Regions from separate parts of the Homo sapiens genome. Here region 1 is linked to region 2. Evidence: chromatin contacts called from ENCODE Hi-C or POLR2A ChIA-PET data. All regions are on one chromosome and are shown on one strand. The core of a region is the stretch at or near the end of the contact, and the rest is flanking DNA. Distances in the headings are between cores, read along the strand shown. Region 1 holds the start of MTMR2 (myotubularin related protein 2). Region 2 overlaps MAML2 (mastermind like transcriptional coactivator 2).

Evidence for each region. A loop is a pair of places that touch in the nucleus more often than their neighbours do. ChIA-PET counts read pairs that join two places held with the same protein, here RNA polymerase II (POLR2A). Pooled maps may share reads with other maps.
Region 1: a loop to region 2 is called in a pooled map, with 2.6 times the contacts of the local background. The contact joins the promoter of MTMR2 here to the enhancer-like site in region 2. A Hi-C loop is called at or near these places in 2 of 50 pooled maps. POLR2A ChIA-PET finds 5 or more read pairs at or near these places in 2 of 52 experiments (BJ and CD8-positive, alpha-beta T cell).

Annotation. Positions count from the first base shown.
Region 1 is chr11:95,922,020-95,927,274 of GRCh38, forward strand. MTMR2 (myotubularin related protein 2) reads right to left here and starts at 2,088. Exons shown (of 15, transcript NM_016156.6): 1 at 1,856-2,088. The coding sequence starts at 1,935. RefSeq lists enhancers at 2,066-2,115, 2,176-2,305.
Region 2 is chr11:96,109,454-96,115,442 of GRCh38, forward strand. All of the region lies in intron 1 of MAML2 (mastermind like transcriptional coactivator 2), which reads right to left. Among named protein-coding and RNA genes, the nearest start is that of MTMR2, 190 kb to the left of the region's middle. Within about 2 kb of position 3,883, at least 7 of the 41 ENCODE cell types and tissues checked have a DNase peak (open chromatin) inside an H3K27ac peak, as active enhancers do.

The sequences.
Region 1 (5,255 bases), core at 838-3,337, 190 kb before region 2:
CAAAGGTTATTTGCAAAGGAATTATCTTTAAAATTAATATCAATGCATTCATCTTAGTATTGTCATTAAAATTTTAAAAATGACAATGTTAGAGTTCCAAGGGACCTTACAGATTTTCTAGATCAAGCTTCTTATTTTAAAAGATGAGAAAACTGTAGACTAGAAAGTCTAAATGAAAAGACCAAAGAGCTAGCTCAGCCAGAGACTTCAGCATGGGAGCTTCCTAACTTCCAGTACTTCCTTCTTTCTAACATACTGTGCTGCTTCATGTGGTTCTAACTTCTCTGCCTTGGATGAGAGTACTGGTTGCCTCTTATGCTATTCTGAGGCATAGTTGTCATTTGTAACTTTCCCATAAAATTCGAATTTTCCAACCTGTTTTCTGAATGAATTACACAACTGAACATGTTAATCCTCAGCTTTCCAAATTTCAAAGCAATAAATACAGAATTCAAAAAATACTTGATTCAAACGTGCAATATATATAATCAAACTGCAAAGAAAAATCCTCCTTTCCTGGATAATTCAGGCTACAAATTCGAAAAAAAAAAAACCATTTAGTGAGCACCTATCACATGCTGAGACTATGTTAAGTGCTGGAGATATGAAGATGATTAAGATTGCCCTCAAGTATAATAGCTTATAACCTGGTAGAAAAGGCACTTTAAGCCAACAATTATAGTGTGCTTATTAAAGACTCTGAAAAACGACTGTGCAGGGAGCTATGAGTGCATATGGCAATGTAGAATGACGGGATCAGACAGTGGTTCCCCAGTGAGGTGCTGAACATCAACAGGAAAAAAGGCAATAACTACCCATATTTAGCAGAATCCAAAATGAATTATAATAGAGCCACTTCAACTGATTGAAGGAGAAAATGAAAATTGTGTGTTTTCACACAGCAGTTATCGAATCACTCTCTAATAACAATTAGACTATTATTCAGTGGAAAAGAACCAGATTTCATCGTGGCTGCATAAAAAGCAAATACAGGTCTTATATTATTTTTTAAAAAATTTTTAAATCATTATTTTAAAATCAAAGAAAAAGACTGCATCCAAAACGCGTCTAGTTAATATTCATAAAAGCTCTCTGCAAAGCTGCATAAAGTCCTCCTCAAAATTCCAGGATAAAATTCCCATCTGTTACAAGAGAAATGACAACGTGGAGAACCAGTAGCCCAAGAAGGAAGAAAACTACCACTCATTTTGTTTTCTTAAACCTATCACTGGGGATAAAAACCACTCAGATTCCTTGATACTGACTTTCAGCTGGAAGATTTAGAAAAGAGAAGCACAGGAGACATTTTTATTTACATATTTAAGCAAAAAGGGAGGCGAGAAGAAAATCAGAGTGTAGAGAAAAGCATGAAAGAAATTAAGAAGGTGAAGCCATGAAAAGAGAGAAAAGGGCTGGGCAAGAACCCAAAAACCAAAGACATAAGAAGGGGTGGAGGAGGAAAGACTGACTTTAGGATGGTTTTGGAAAAAGTGACAGAGAAAGACAGGAAATGTGGGGAAAAGAATGGGGGCGGGGGGAACTGTCTTAAAAAAGGTTTGAGAGGGAATGAAAGACAGGAGAAAGTAATTAACTGGGACCACCTCCATCGGGGAGAAAACGAGATCGGAATATGAAAGGTAGAGGAATCGATAAAGAAGCAGCGAGTTTTAACCTCCTTTTCCTCAGCCTCCACGCCCCAGGGAGGGAGGCAGAAGTGGTTCCCAAGTCCCGGGGAAGGAATTCCGGCGTAGCCTTCAGAAACCAGAATCCGCGAATTGGGGCAACAATCCAGCAGGTCCCCGGCCCCTCTCCATCCCCTTCGGACGCTGGGCGGGGCCCTGGGCGTCCTGGTTACCTGGACAAGGAGTCCACGCTGGGCGGCCGAGCCGCCGCCGGCTGGGAGCCAAGACTCTCGCAGCTCGAGCTCTTCTCCATCGCGCGGCAGGGGCAGCACAGGGAAAGGCTGAAGCAGTCTTCGCGGCTACAGGGCGGGAGAAGCGGAGGGCGGAGTGCTACGGACCGGGGCCGCAGTCAGGCCAGCGCCGGCCCGGGAGGGAGACCGGAAGCGGCCATGTTCCCCCAGAGTGCACCGCGCCTGTAGGCTGCTGGGCAGCGGGAAGACCCCACTGCGCAGCTCAGACGCCGGCATCGACTCTCCGTGCTGGCTGTGTCCGGCCGCGCGACATCTGGTCTTGGGGAAAGGGAGGTGGCGGCTCCCAGGGTGAGGGGGTCTGGTGAAGCGGGAGGGATGAAGGACCAGACCCTTATGGAAGGAGGAGAAATCCTAGGTGTAAGAGGAATGAGGGAACACTAAACATGAGGGTCTCAGGAAGGCGATAAGGACCTGAGGCCAGGAGGATGATTTAGACAGGAATGTGGGGGTCAAGGAAAACAAGAGGACCGGATAATGAGAGAAAAGTGAGAAAGAGGTATGGGAGAGGGATTGGGGAGGATCTGATATACATGCAAAAAGAATTATATACTACTGGATGCGGTGGTGTTGGATTACCCAAGTAGAAGACAAACTTTCACCGATTTTTCCCTGCCCTTTCAAATTCCCGTGCCTAGCAGGAAGGGAGTGTGGAGGAATAGAACTGTGATAAGAGAACAGGAACTGGGTAAAGGGGAAATGCTTCTGCTAGGATTTTTCTGTTAGGATACAGGAAAGCCATAAGGACACCATAAAGGGATTTTTCTGATTGAGATTGAATCCTAATCATCTCATGTATGGGGTGTAAAATTATGCAAAGATTATTCCTGTAAAAAAAAAATCAGACCATCCTTAAAAAACTTCCTTGCTAGGATAAATTGAATTATATTGATTTAAACTAGATTTAATTTATAATGTACAACTGATGTCTTTTAAAAAACCTTATAGTTGCAGTGCAGTATTAACTTGCAAGTACATTCCCAAGAAGAACAACCTAGCTTAGTTATGTTCAGTGTAAGGTAGAATAGTTACTGATGAGTATGTGTTTAAGCACAAAAGGCTTAGCCTTTTTTGAGTTTGGCGAGGACAGACAGCGACCGATTGTTTTTATTTCCATAATTTTTAAGATACCTTAACTGGACTCTGTAGGCAAAGGGAGTAGGTAGTCAAAAACATTTTTTAACAAGCTTAAATATCTATCATGACTCATAGAAGAATTTCCTTATTTCTTCACCATCTCTACCTGCCTTCCAAAATGCTGACTCACTGTCAGCTACTTTGACTTAAATTTCCTTAGTGAAGGCTGATGAACCCTTGAATGGGAGACCTATGTACTTTCTTCCACCCAGTTCATTCGTAGCACTTTGTTAATAGAACCCTCGAAACCTTCTGCCTGATGTAACAATATGTGTATGGTTCTATCTAGTGATTAATAAAGAACAGTGTAGTAAAAGTGTAGAGACTTTGGAACCAGACAGATCTTCATCGGAATCCCGGTTCTGTCTCTACACTTGCTCTGTGCTGTGGTTAAGTTGTTTCACATCTCTAAAATGGGAATAAAATGGGAATAAAAATATCTACGTAATAGGTTGTTTTTCTCTGTGCAGAGTCGGTTGCACAGTACGGTCTCACTAAGTAGATTTATTATTACTTGTTTTTCCACTGAACTTACTGCTTGACTTCTAACCTGACTGGTAAAATGGTAACTTCTCAGAGTGAAAACACAAGCAAAGAATATCAGCTGGAAATTAATTAGTGAACTCTAATTAATTAATGAACTCTAAGAAAATGAAAAAACATGGTTAACTTGGGACCTCACCAAAAGTTATTAATTTTTCAATTTATAATCTGGGCTGTTTTTTCTCAAACTATCTGCAAGAAGGAACAGTGTTTTGTTTTTAATTTTCAAACCATCACCAACCAAAACTTTTTTAAAATATAAGAAAAATTAATCACAGTTGGTTCCATATCCTCAGATTCAACCAACCACAGATTGAAAAATTTGTAAAAATTGTAAAAAACAAAATAATACAAATAGAAGACAATACAGTATAACAACTATTTACATAACATTTACATTGTATTAGATATTATAAGTAATCTAGAGTTGATTTAAAGTATACAGGAGGGTATGCATAGGTTATATGTAGACACTAATGCCATTTTATTTAAGAGACTTGAGCATCTTTAGCTTTTACTATCCTTGGGGGTCCTGAAACCAATAACCTGCAGATACTAAGGGATAACTGCACTAGGAAAATTAAAGAAAAAGGTTTGCAAAATACAAGGCCAAATTGTTTATTAGATTTAACAGATATTACTCCTTGAAAGTTTCGTGAAAGTTCCTAAACACTTATTCTCAATATTGCGTTGATCTCATCATAGACTGACAACAGTTCATGTATGGGTACTACACCAAAAAACCATTGAGATCTCATAAATTAATAAAGTTGCAGAATACAAAATCCACATCCAAAATTAGTTTGCATTTCTATGCATCTATAATGGCCAAAAAAGAAATCAAGAAGGCAATCCCATTTACAAAAACTGCAAAACAAAAACAAACAAACAAAAACCAGGAATAAGTTTAACCAAGGAAATGAAAGACCTCTACAAGAAAAACTATAAAACTCTGATAAAGGAAATTGAAGAAGATGCAAATAAATGGAAAGACATTTCATGCTCATGGAACAGAACAATTAACATTGTTAAAATAACCATACTACCCAAAGCAATCTACAAATTCAATGTCTATCAAAATATCAGTGTCATTTTTCACAAAAAAAGAAGAAAAATTCTAAAATTCACATGAAACTAAAAAAGAGCCTGAATAGCCAAAGCAATCCTGAGCAAAAAGAACAAAGCTGGAGGCATCAGACTATCTGACTTCAAAATATAAATAAACATAAGGCTATACCAACAGCAGCGTATGGTATAAAAACAAACACACATACCAAAGGAACATAAGAGAGAATCCAGAAATAAACACATGCATTTACAGCCAACTGATTTTGGACAGACATCAAGAAAACACACTGGGGAAAGGACAATCTCTTCAATAAATGGTGCTAGAAATATTGGATATCCATATTCAGAAGAATAAAACTGGACCCCTGTATCTTACCACATACACAAATCAACTTAAGATGGATTAAAGACTAAAATGTAACACCCAAAGCTGTAAAATAACTACAATAAAATACAAGGGAACTACTTCAGGACTTTAGGCAATGATTTTACAGCTAAAACCTCAAAAGCACAAGTAACAAAAACACAAATAGACAAATGGGACTATATTAAAGTAAAAAGCTTCTGCACAGTAAAG
Region 2 (5,989 bases), core at 2,633-5,132:
GATGAGGTGTCAGCACTCAGTAAGAGAGAGTGAAAGCTGGACCTGGGCTAAGGTGGTAGCAGCAGACATGGAGAGAATGAGAAAGAACTTAGGAACCAGAAACCAAACAAAGTTTATGATTAATTCCATGTGGGAAGTGTAACAGAGAGAGAGGAATTAGGACTAAATACAAATTTCCGGATTAGTGACTGGGTAGATGATGGAGTTATTTGCTGCTGAGTAAAGGAATGTAGGGAGAGGAGTGTGTTTCATGATGGGGATGGCAGGCAAGCAAACGATGGGTTCAAGTTTGGGCATGTTGAATGTGAGATGTCTGTGGGGCATGTAAGTGGAGACATCCCCTGCTAGTGAGATATTCAGGTTTACAGATCAGGAGCGAACTTTGGTCTGTCTGTGCAGATTGGGTTGAAATGCACATAAGCATTGGTTGAAGGAATGAATGTGGCTGTGAGTGTCTAAATGGATTGCAAGGAACAAGAAGAGAAAAGGGTGGGAATGAAACTCTGGGGAACATCAAGATTTAAGGAGCTAGGAGGAAAGGAATAAAGTGGAGGAGATGAAGAGCTGAACGATTATGAAAAAAAGAAGAGAGTGTTTCAAGGAGGGAGTGAGCAACCTCGTCAAATGCTACAGAGGTCACCTGCGATAGGGCAGAGCCATATCGGTGGCATCTGGCATTTGATTGTGATTGGGGGCAGGTGCCAAGTTGCAATGTTTTGAGGAGTGGATGGAAGGTAAAAAAAGGGAAACAAAGTAGGTAGATTCTTCTTCTTAAAAGCTCTACTGGAGGAAGGAGAGAGAGGACAGTGGCTAGAGAGAGTTACAGGGTAGAAGACTTCCTCATCATTTTTAAATACTTCACAGCAGTTGGTACAATACTTGGTATTTTGTAGGTACAAAGTTAAACATTCTAGAATGGAGGATTCCGCCATCTTGCCTAATTCTTTCACTTTATGTTGTTCCTAGTCTTCCAAATTTTCCTCCTTTTCTCTATCCCAACAGGAAATGCAGAGAGGCTGCAATTCCTTGTTCAAATACTAGGTGGAAGGCATACAGTTTGTTTCTTCTGCAGTAGCTAAACAGGTTGTATGTAATAGGAACTTCCGTATGCATCTGAAGCAGAAAAGATAAGAAAGAAGCCAGGCCACAATAAACACAGATATTACAGAGAAAGCATCGGTGTTGCATTCAGGTATTCTTTTGGTTGGGTTTTATTTCCAAATAAATATACGTATATGGCAAAATCTTATTTAAGGAACAACAAAAAAAAATACTCCATGGGAGACTTACAAAAGAGATGGACGGCATTGAGTGGGTTGAATGAAAATTTTGGCAGCATATATTTTCAGGAAATCTGAGGATACTAAAAGCCTATTTAAAATAGTATCCTATTTGATCTTGATAACCAAAGATATTTCAAAGCATCAGGATTGGGTCTAATCGCTTGTTAAATTAAGGTCACATATGGGACTTGCTTTTGACCAGACAGTTTCATGCTCCTGAATAAGAAGGCTCTAATAAAGTTTGATCTTTGGATGCCTATCATGTATTATCAAGCCTATCATTTTCTCCATCAAAGAAAATATAGTCAGAGGTCAGAAAATAAGGGAGTGGGGAGGGGTAGTGGGAAGGACAGAGCAATCCAACAACCCTTGATCCATCTCTGCATCAATTGAGACCATTCTCCACTATCTGTGCTCACATAGTAAGCACACATCATTTTATTTCTTGCTTTTGCTTCCCATCATATTTTTAAACTTTCAATATCATTAAGTAACACCCTTTTTTCCTCCATGATAGCTAGTGTCACAGGTGCTTTTTTCCTCCTTTTTATTATTTTTGGCAGCAGAGAGATTTTTTTTCTCTCCCATTGACCTGTACCTATTCCTAGCAAATTCACTGCTTCATGACAAGCGCCAACAGTCATACGCAGATGCAATTTATCTTTGCGCGCAGCTGGTCTGTGTGCATGTGTGTCTGTGTGAGTGTTCTTCTTTCCCATTGTTTGACTCCTTTTAACTCCACTCAGATCTCTCTAATCACAGTTTGGAATTCACCTGAATTTCCCTGCTGGGAGAGCTGAAAAAGCTGACATCAAGTTGCTAAGACCACAGCTCTGAAAAGGAAATGGCACATCTTTATTGGTGGAACACATTAAAAGATGTGAATGTGAGGTTTTTAAGTAAGATGCTGCATACGCATAACCTCTAGGTGCTTGACAGTGACATTGTCCCACATGTTGGCCATCTCCTCCATAATTAAAGAAAAGCTTTGAAAAAAGAATACAAGTGTTTGATTTTCACACTAAAACATTATTCTGGGAATTCAGAGCCCACAGCTGGCTATGCCCAATCCAAAGCATGGAAATTGTTCACACAAATCTTTTCATGAGGTTGAGGGAGACTTCAGCATTCCAGCTATATTCTGCTCTGAGGGAAACATTTTAATTTCTTTTGATTTCTTATGTGTCCATTCACAAGGTTAGTTTTCTTTTTTTCTAAAAAAAAAAGAAAGTTGCTATAGTAACAATCATCTATCACAGGGCCCCTACTTGAGTACTTACAAATGCTGCTCGTTAAACAAGCAGATCCTTGTGCCACGTGGAAGGCCAGAGAGAAACATCAGTATATCAAGATTGTCAAAGATTAAATGGTGAAAATAAAAGATTTTTAAAAATGGAAACAGAAGCATCAGTGGATGCTTCCATCGGATAGGGCACTCTATACATAACACAGCTATTTCTCTACCACAAGGCCAACCAAACAATTTCATAGTGATCAGACTTGACAGGGCCTTGAAGAAAGCAATTAAGAGGAAATGGGCTTAGGCCATTCCCAAAGACAGTCTGATGTCTGGTTTTTGCTCAAAACTCAGCAGCCATGTTGTGTGGCATGAAGCATGACCTGGGGCAGTGTCCATCTCAGGAGCATGGCCTCGGGCCTGCCTCTCAGAGGCCCTGGAGTGAAAGCAGGGCTCCGCCCAAGAACCTGTGTACATCCATTTCCTTTTCCTGGGAGTAGCTGGACTAAAATGCCTGAGCCGCTGGGTATGCTTCTTGACTTACACAAATGTCACCAGGAGTATTTGTGTGAAGATCATTTCAGTCTACGAAGTACTAACAGGATATAAAAAGCCATCACAGAACCAGAAGGAGACCATTCTTCCCTCCCCTCTGATTCTACTTTCTAGGTAAGAGGAGGATAGGCCTCTGACCTCCCACTCTTGCCCCAACTTCACCTTCTGTGATTATGTGTCTGATATCTATGCATTAGCCATCCCTTTCTTCCATAAGCCTATTAATTTGAAAGAATAACTGATAATACAGGCTTGATTGACTCATTACTTTTTGTGATATAAGGAACATAGGTGGCTTAATTGAAAGTGTTTTCAGAAAGAAACAGAAAAAGAAAGGCAAGAAAGAAAGTGTGAGGGCCACTTGGTCAACTGCTGAGAAGAAACACTGGGGTTTCCCTTTCTGGTTGTGGGCTAAGCAAAAGTTCGCCCTCTGCACTATGGGCTCTCTCTGCATTTGAGTCACAGAAAATCAGTGAGCAAAAAGGCAACAATACAGAAATATGTTTGGCTTCATCTTTTATGAACAATCTGAATTCAGTTTGCATTTTGCAGGGCAAAAAAAAAGGATAGTTTTTCTAGAAAATAGATGGGAAGGAGGAAGAGGAGGAGGAAAATAGAACCCAATAGAAAAGTCTTTAAAAGACAAAAAAAAAAAAAAAAAACTTTGAGGCTTTCTTTTTCTTAGCGACAAGCTAGGGCTACTCACATTTAATCATGCTGTTCAAAAGGAAGCATATTGTGCCAAAATTTCCATGAGGAAAATTTCACTGCCTTGCATTGTTTTATTTCAGACTGCTCTTTACTTTGAGTCTGTATTTTCAAATTCTTTCTTTGAATATTTATGCCCTTAGGCAGACATATTAACTCATTTTACATTGAGAATCTCATTACATCAAGTAAAAATCCTAAGCCTGATAAAATGATTTACCCCCTCAATTTAACTTTTATTTTAGTCTCCCACCAGCTTCCCTGAAGTAGATTTGCTGCCAAGCTATAATACTATTTTAGACTGAGTCATCCAAGCACACTGAACAGCTTTTACTCTGCTCCTAATGTTTCTCCATCCCCGTTGTTTGAAAAAAAAAAAAAAGAAAAGAAAAAAAAGAGAAAGGAACGTGTTTTTCTATGGGTTTGCATTTGAAATGGTTACGAATGATGAAAAAGAAAAATAGGAGGCTTTAATCCAGGGTGTTTGGCCCCTAGGGAACATAGACTACTCTCTCCCCCATCTCTTAACTCCCTAAAGGGGGCATGTAGTGCTATACATTTTTAAGCTCTACTGAGGCCTTGAAACCACTGAAAGCATATGAAGGCGGTTGTATAAGTTTAAGTACACAATGCTTCATTTATTCATGGAGAGAATTTGAAGTCATTCATAGAGAGTGTGGTTGAAAACACCTACTGGAAAAATTAAAAATAAAAATAAAAATAAAACATTTGATGAAGCCCCGCTCTAGGAAACTGACATACCATCTCCAGAGTTGGAGAATTTGAAGAAAAAAAAAATCAGGGAAACAGGCCTTGGTTTTTTAAACATCTAATTTAATTATCTTTAATTTGTTAAATTTTTTTCAAAGACAGAGTCTTGCTACATTGCCTAGGCTGGTCTTGAACTCCTGACCTCAAGTGATCCTCCTACCTTGGCCTCCCAAAGTGCTGGGATTACAGGCATGAGCCATCATGCCTGGCCCCAGGAATCATGTCTTCTGAGGGAAATCCTGACCATTCCTTGATGGTTCAGACTTTGCTATGGGCAAAAATATTCCAGACTGAGAAAGGTACCAAGAGTCTTGGTGAGAAATCAGTCTAGAGGTACCAGATTTCAGTTTCTGTCACCTAATTTCATCGTTTGATCCTAATCTCCTTAGCTCTTGTTCCTTCTCACTCCCTCTTCCCTCCCCACTCAGAACCTCAGTTTGAAATGAATTCATGCAAATCCACCCCACCTATCTCTGCTTTTGCAAGTCCCACTTTACAGCCTCTGGCTTCTGTAGCTTGTGATCTCACATACTCACACCCTCCCTAGACTCTTAGTGATTTATATTGTTGGCTGTGCTGATGGGAAAGCCCAAAATATTTTTGGAAATAAAGAAGTAGCATCTAAAGTTTCACCAGAGAGGCTCTCACCATGAAAGGGAATTGTGAATACTGAAAAGTGTTGCCGGCCTCCCTCCTTTCTGAACTCCTTGAGAACTGGTTAAATGGCAGACTTGAGGGCCCCACATAGGTGTCTTTGTCAGTAGAAAAGGCTCAGGCCCCATCTGCTGAGCTACCATGGCAAGGATTAAGTATACCTGGAATGTGGAACAGAGCCAAGAACTCTGATCCCAATAGGCAAAGAAATAAACAGGAGTAGGGAGGGTGGAGAGGGAAGAGGTGAGCTGGCTGGGATCAAAAAGACTGTTGTCAAGATCTCTAGTGAGGCAGAGGCAGCCGGTATGGAGGTTGGTTAGAAACTGAGCTGTCAGAAGTACGTTTCTGCTGAGGTTCTTCAGGAGAGGACACGGAAGTTCATGGGCTGGCATAGGTCACAGATGGGAATTGCATACAAAGATCCAAAGATACAAGGTAGTGAGGTTTAAGGGGTACATATTAAATGTTTGGTGCTGTGAGGTAGATTATTGGTCTTTTTTTGCTTTTTTTTTTTTCTGTAAGAGATGGGGTCTTGCTCTGTGCCCGGGCTGGAGTACAGTAGCTTGATCATAGCTCACTGTAACATCAAACTCCTGTGCTCAAGAGATCCTCCTGTTTTAGCCTACCAAGTAGCTGGGACTACAGGTGTGTACCATCATGCTTGGCTATGTATTTATTTATTTTTTGGTAGAGATGGGGGCGTCTTTGTAGGTTGCCCAGGCTGGTCGTGAACTCTTGGTCTCAAGCAAATCTCTTGCCTCAGCTGAAGCACTGCGATTAC